2 separate regions of the Homo sapiens genome follow, and region 2 is linked to region 1. A link is a loop called in an ENCODE intact Hi-C map of the cell type or tissue named here. Cell type or tissue: adrenal gland. All regions are shown on one strand. Each heading gives the region's core, and the rest is flanking DNA. Links, peaks and the distances in the headings are about the cores only.

Region 1 (2,909 bases), core at 228-2,727:
CACAACAAGTTTAGGGGCCTGGCTCTCCCCTTCAGTTGCCTGCTAGACCTTGGCCCAGCTGCTTTACTTCTCGGGCTTTAACTGGGCACCTTACTCATGACCGCACTAATTCTCATAACACTACAGCTGGGAGCTGTCATCCATGTATTACAGATGAGGAAGGGTCTGGATTAGCTACCTTTTAAGTCAGATCTAATAATCCACAAACAGCTCAGCTGAGATCCTGGGATTCTGGGGCATCCGCGTGCACTTGAGATACAAGCTGTCCCACTGGCCCATGGCAACCTTCTTTCTAGTGAAACTCCCAGGGCGAGCGTGCTCCGCACACAGGAAGTGAAGGGGGAGCACCTGGCTTCCAATGATCACTCTGCGGCTCACCCACAGTGGGACCCCAGCATTTATCCCCCTTGGACTTCGGCTTCTTTCTTTGCACTGAGGAATAATAATAGTACCTGGCTCACAAGATGTTATAGTGTTTTAGTGTTTATAGGAAGCTGTGCACTTGATCCTCACAACGACCCTGGGAAGAGGATCGAGTAAGTAGAGCCTTCCCAGTCCACAGATACTGATACTAATCACTAATCATTGTGTAAAGGTTTTCCGTTTGCAACAGGCCATAAAATATATTATCTTACTTTAATTCTAAGAAAACAAGGGCGGAATCTCTGGTTTTCATCGGATTCTCAAAGATATACGTGTCCCCCAAGGAGTTCAGAGGTAGCCATGTTACGCAGATGCACGGCCCCCAGGGCTGTCGGACTCAAGTAACAGCTGTCAACAAACGTTCACACGCACGATCTCATGCAATCATCTTCACGGCGACCTACGGGGAGGAATTACCGCCCCAATTCACAACCGCGGAGACACACAGAGGAGGGCGGCCACCGCCCGGGGTCGCCCGGCCTCCGTCCCCTTCCCCAGGCCCTCCTGAAGCCTCTCTCCAGGCGAGGCCCGGACGTCCTACTCAGCTCGGGCCCCCGAGTGAACCCAGGCAGCGCTGGCCGGCGACGCCGGACTCGGAGACGTACCTGACGCGTCCCAGAAGCCGGGGTCCAAGCGCTCCCCGAACCCCCAGCAAGGACTCTGTAGCCCAGAGTTACCTTGACCCACCCGCCTCCTGCCGCCTGCCCGCCACGCGCATGCGCTGCCCCGCCCGGCCTCTACCACCGAGGAAAGGGGTAACCGGCGCGGGGGTTCCCAGCGCCAGCCTGCGCCAATCCCCAGAAACTCCGTGAATCACCTCGGGATAGCAAACGGATTATACAAAGGCAGTGTCTTCTGGGGTCCTTTTCATGCCTCTAGGACCAGGACCTGCATTCACCCTCTCCACTGACACATTGGTCTGGGCCCCCGGCCCGGCTGTCACCATAGAAACGGCATCTCGCGGACAACGCGGCGGCTCACGAAGGTTCCATTGTTATGCTAAACGGGAAAGTGGAGACCGCGCCGGCGTTGCCTAGAGAACGCCTGGACTCAGAGTAGCAAAATGGGCCTCTCCCCAACTCCCCTCCTCATCCCCCAGCACAAGGCAAAGGGCACCCCTTGCTGTGAGTTTGGGGGCACCGGCTGTCGGGGGCCGACCCAGAACTTTGCGGGGTCCCCTGAGGGACCCGTGGCGGGACCGGCCCCGGGTTCGTCAAATTCCGCCGATGCTTTCAGGTAAGACGGACGGACAGACGCACCATGACCCACCTCTGGCAGCCTGCCCCCTCCCCGTGCCGTTATGGCGGCTTCTACAAGCAAGGGAAGCTGAGGCCCAGGGACTACTTAAAGGTTGCATTGTGAGGAAGGGACAGAGAACTACTGGAGAATCAACTCCAGATCTCCTAGAGTCCTAAAAGCGTGTGTTATTGGTTCCGTCTGATAAGTGCAGAAACTTAGGCCGTTCAAGGAGTTTACCGGCTGCCTAGTGGGTGTATCAGGGCATCCAGTGAGGGGCAGGACCCAGGGGTCTTTGACTCCAAGCGCAGTTCTCTTCCAACTACACCACCCTGCATTAAAAGAGGGGAGACTTCCATGTCCTAGAACTAAAATCTTCACAATCTGGCTTAGCATTGTGCAATAGAAACATAAAGCAGGCCACATATGTGATTTGGAATTTTCTAGTAGCCACATTTTTTAAAAAGTAAAAAAGAAAGCCAAGTGAAATTAATTTGAGTAATGTTTTAAACTCCATATGTCCAAAACATTACTATTTCAAGATATAATCAGTATTTCTAAATTTGCACTGCTTCCATTTAAAAATTTAATTTTTTTTTTTTTTAAGACAGAGTCTCACTCTGTTGCCCAGGCTGGGATTGCAGTGGCATGATCTCGGCCTCCCGGGTTCAAGCGATTCTGCTGTGTTCACCTCCCAAGTAGCTGGAATTACAGGCACCCACCACCATGCCCGGCTAATTTTTTGTATTTTTAGTAGAGATGGCGTTTCACCATGTTGGCCAGGCTGGTCTCGAACTCCTGACCTCAGGTGATCTGCTTGACTCGGCCTCCCAAAGTGCTGGTATTACAGGTGCGGGCCACTGCGCCTGGCCAAAATTTGAATTAATTAAAATTAAAATTTTACTCTTGGCTGTTCTATCTATGGAGTAGCCATTCTTTTATTGCTTTACTTTAAAAAAATTTTACTTTTTTTTTTTTTCGAGACAGAGTCTCGCTCTGTCGCCCAGGCTGGAGTGCAGTGGCATGATCTTGGCTCACTGCAACCTCCGACTCCTGGGTTCACGCCATTCTCCTGCCTCCGCCTCCCAAGTAGCTGGGACTACAGGCGCCCGCCACCATGCCAGGCTAATTTTTTTTTTGGTATTTATTTATTTATTTATTTATTTATTTTAGATGGAGTCTCGCACTGTCGCCTAGGCTGGAGTGTGCAGTGGTACAATCTCAGCTCACTGCAAGCTCCGCCTCCTGGG
Region 2 (2,909 bases), core at 312-2,811, 140 kb after region 1:
TCTACAAGCCTCTCCTATCTTTCCTCCTGTGGCGACATCTGACTATCCTATAAATGTACAATTTAAATAGCTTTGACAACATCCTTGATAAAAACTGAGCATCTCCTAGAGATTCCCTGGTATGAGGAGCCCTGGAGAGGGGGTGGACCAATTTGCATAGCAGCCCAGAGTCTTTTAGTAGGGACAGAAATAAAACTCTCAAGACTTGAAATTCAGAGAATTTTTCTGGGTTAAGCAGAGTACCCCTGACGAAGGACAATTTACCAAGAAGTGGGCATTTGGGTTGGAAAACAGGGCCCAAAACAAAGGCCTAAAGTTCAGTGGAGAAGCTGGTTTCAATATGGCATCTGGCTAAGGCTGGAAATCTCTCTGGGTCCAGCCACTCTTACATGTCCTGCTTTGGAGAACAGTGGCTGAGTGTTAGAATGTGAACTAAAAAGCTGTAACTTGGGGCCCAACTTTGGGACAGAACTGCAGATTATGCAGGTATCTGGGCCAGCAGGAAAATCACCAGTGCCCACTGAGCTTTTCTAGGCCGGGGTTCAATTTGTTTCCTGTGAGCAAAGGACCATGGCTTTCCAGTCCTCCACTCTCCATTTGAGTGTAGACATAGGTCTGGTCTATTTCTGGCCTATATAGGGGAGAGGAGCACTCAAAAAAGAGGGTTTATTGGTTAGGACTCTTTTGGTTGCAAGCCACAGAAACATACTGTTACCAGAAAAGGGTCCTAATCCAGACCCGAGAGAGTTCTTGGACCTCACCCAAGAAAGAATTTGGGGTGAGTCCATAGAGTAAAGCAAAAACAAGTTTGTTTGTTTATTTATTGATTGATTTTTGAGATGGAGTCTTCCTCTGCTACCCAGGCTGGGGTGCAGTGGCGCAATCTTGGCTCACTGCAACCTCCACTCCCAGGTTCAAACGATTCTCCTACCTCAGCCTCCCAAGTAGCTGAGATTGCAGGCGCCCGCCACTACACCCGGCTAAGTTTTGTATTTTTAGTAGAGACGAGGTTTCACCATGTTGGCCAGGATGGTCTCGAAATCCTAACCTCAGGTGATCCACCCACCTCAGCCTCCCAAAGTGCTGGGATTACAGGCATGAGCCACCGTGCCCTGCTACTTTCTTTTTCCCTTTTTTCTTTCTTTTTTTTTTTTTTTGAGAGGGATTTCATTCTTGTTGCCCAGGCTGGAGTGCAATGGTGCAATCTCTGCTCATTGCAACCTCCGCCTCCTGAGTTCAAGTAATTCTGCTTCAGCCTCCCAAGTAGCTGGGGTTACAGGCATGCCTAACCTCGCCTGGCTAATTTTTTGTATTTTTAGTAGAGATGGAGGTTTCACCATGTTGGTCAGGCTGGTCTTGAACTCCTGACCTCAGGTGATCCACCTGCCTCGGCCTCCCAAAGTGCTGCGATTACAGGCGTGAGCCACTGCACCTGGCCCCGGCTACTTTCTTAATAAACTTGCCTTCAGGCTAGGCACAGTGGCTCACGCCTGTAATCCCAACACTTTGGGAGGCTGAGGTGGGCAGATCACGAGGTTAGGAGTTCAAGACCAGCCTGACCAACAAGGTGAAACCCCATCTCTACTAAAAATACAATAATTAGCCGGGCATGGTGGCTGGCACCTGTAGTCCCAGCTACTCGGGAGGCTGAGGCAACAGAATCTGTCTCAAAAAAAAAAAAAAAAAAAGAATAAAAAAATGGCTATTCCATAGGCAGAGCAGCAGCATGGGCTGCTTGACTGAGTATACTTACGGTTAGTTCTTGAGCATGTGCTAAACAAGGGGCAGATTATTCATGAATTTTCCAGGAAAGGAGTGGGCAATTCCCGGAACTGATGGTTCCTCTCCTTTTAGACCATACAGGATAACTTCCTGACGTCATGGCATTTGTAAACTGTCATGGCGCTGGTGGGAGTGTCTAGCATGCTAATGCACTATAATTAGTGTATAATGAGCAATGAGGACAACCAGAGGTCACTTTCATTGCCACCTTGGTTTTGGTAGGTTTAGGGCAGCTTATTTACCTATCCTGTTTTATCAGCAAGGTCTTTGTGACCTGTATCTTTGTGACCTCCTGTCTCATCCTGTGATTAAGAATGCCTGGTGGCTCACACCTGTAATCCCAGCATTTTGGGAGGCTGAGGTGGGCAGATCACGAGGTCAGGAGATCTAGACGATCCTGGCCAACATGGTGAAACCCGTCTCTACTAAAAATACAAAAATTAGCTGGGCGTCATGTTGCATGCCTGTAGTCCCAGCTACTCCAGAGGCTGAGGCAGAAGAATCGCTTGAACCCGGGAGGTGGAGGTTGCAGTGAGCAGAGATCATGCCACTGCACTCCAGCCTGCAACTCCATCTCACAAAAAAAAAAAAAAAAAAAAAAAAAAGAATACCTAACCTCCTGGGAATGCAGGCCAGTAGGTCTCAGCCTTATTTTACCCAGCCACTATTCAAGATGGAATCCCTCTGGTTTGAACACCTCTAACAATGCTAGCAAATGCAAGACAAGGAATTCAGTGGCTCACGAAACTGAAAAATCCAGAGGAAGAGCTGACTTCAGCCACAGGTGAAGCCAAGGTGTCGACAGCAGCCTCAGGACTCGATCTTGCTGCCTCCATCTCCTGCTCTGCTGATTTCCGTGCTGCTATTGTTTTCAAACAGGCCTTCCCCACACAGTAGCCAAGTTACTGCTTCTAACTTTGGTGGGATGCATCAAGTTAGAAAACTCACTAGGAACATGCCTTTTTCCTCATAGATTATTCATTCTGGGCCAGGCGCAGTGGCCCGCGCCTATAATCCCAGCACTTTGAGAGGCCGAGGAGGGCGGATCACCTGAGGTCAGGAGTTCAAGGCCAGCCTGGCCAACATGGCGAAACCCCAACAAAAAAATTAGTCGGGTTTGGTGGTGC

The links. Hi-C counts contacts between places; a loop is a spot of excess contacts. Peaks named below come from ENCODE experiments on the same cell type or tissue, not always from the same donor. Only the 100,000 strongest peaks of a DNase experiment are listed, where the experiment ranks them.
Region 2: a loop joins it to region 1, with 2.0 times the contacts of the local background. A loop is called at or near these places in 17 of 110 quality-filtered maps.

The regions. Positions count from the first base shown.
Region 1 is chr22:38,654,870-38,657,778 of GRCh38, reverse strand. It overlaps FAM227A (family with sequence similarity 227 member A), which reads left to right and starts at 1,387. Exons shown (of 17, transcript NM_001013647.2): 1 at 1,387-1,659. It overlaps CBY1 (chibby 1, beta catenin antagonist), which reads right to left and starts at 1,141. Exons shown (of 5, transcript NM_015373.4): 1 at 1,029-1,141. In adrenal gland, for the core only: no CTCF peak of the experiment used is centred there; DNase peaks (open chromatin) are centred at 287 and 1,298; H3K4me3 peaks cover 1,778 bases; H3K27ac peaks cover 1,490 bases.
Region 2 is chr22:38,513,725-38,516,633 of GRCh38, reverse strand. It overlaps a transcript of DMC1 not described here. Among named protein-coding and RNA genes, the nearest start is that of DDX17, 8.9 kb to the right of the region's middle. RefSeq lists a cis regulatory region at 1,654-2,062. In adrenal gland, for the core only: no CTCF peak of the experiment used is centred there; no DNase peak of the experiment used is centred there.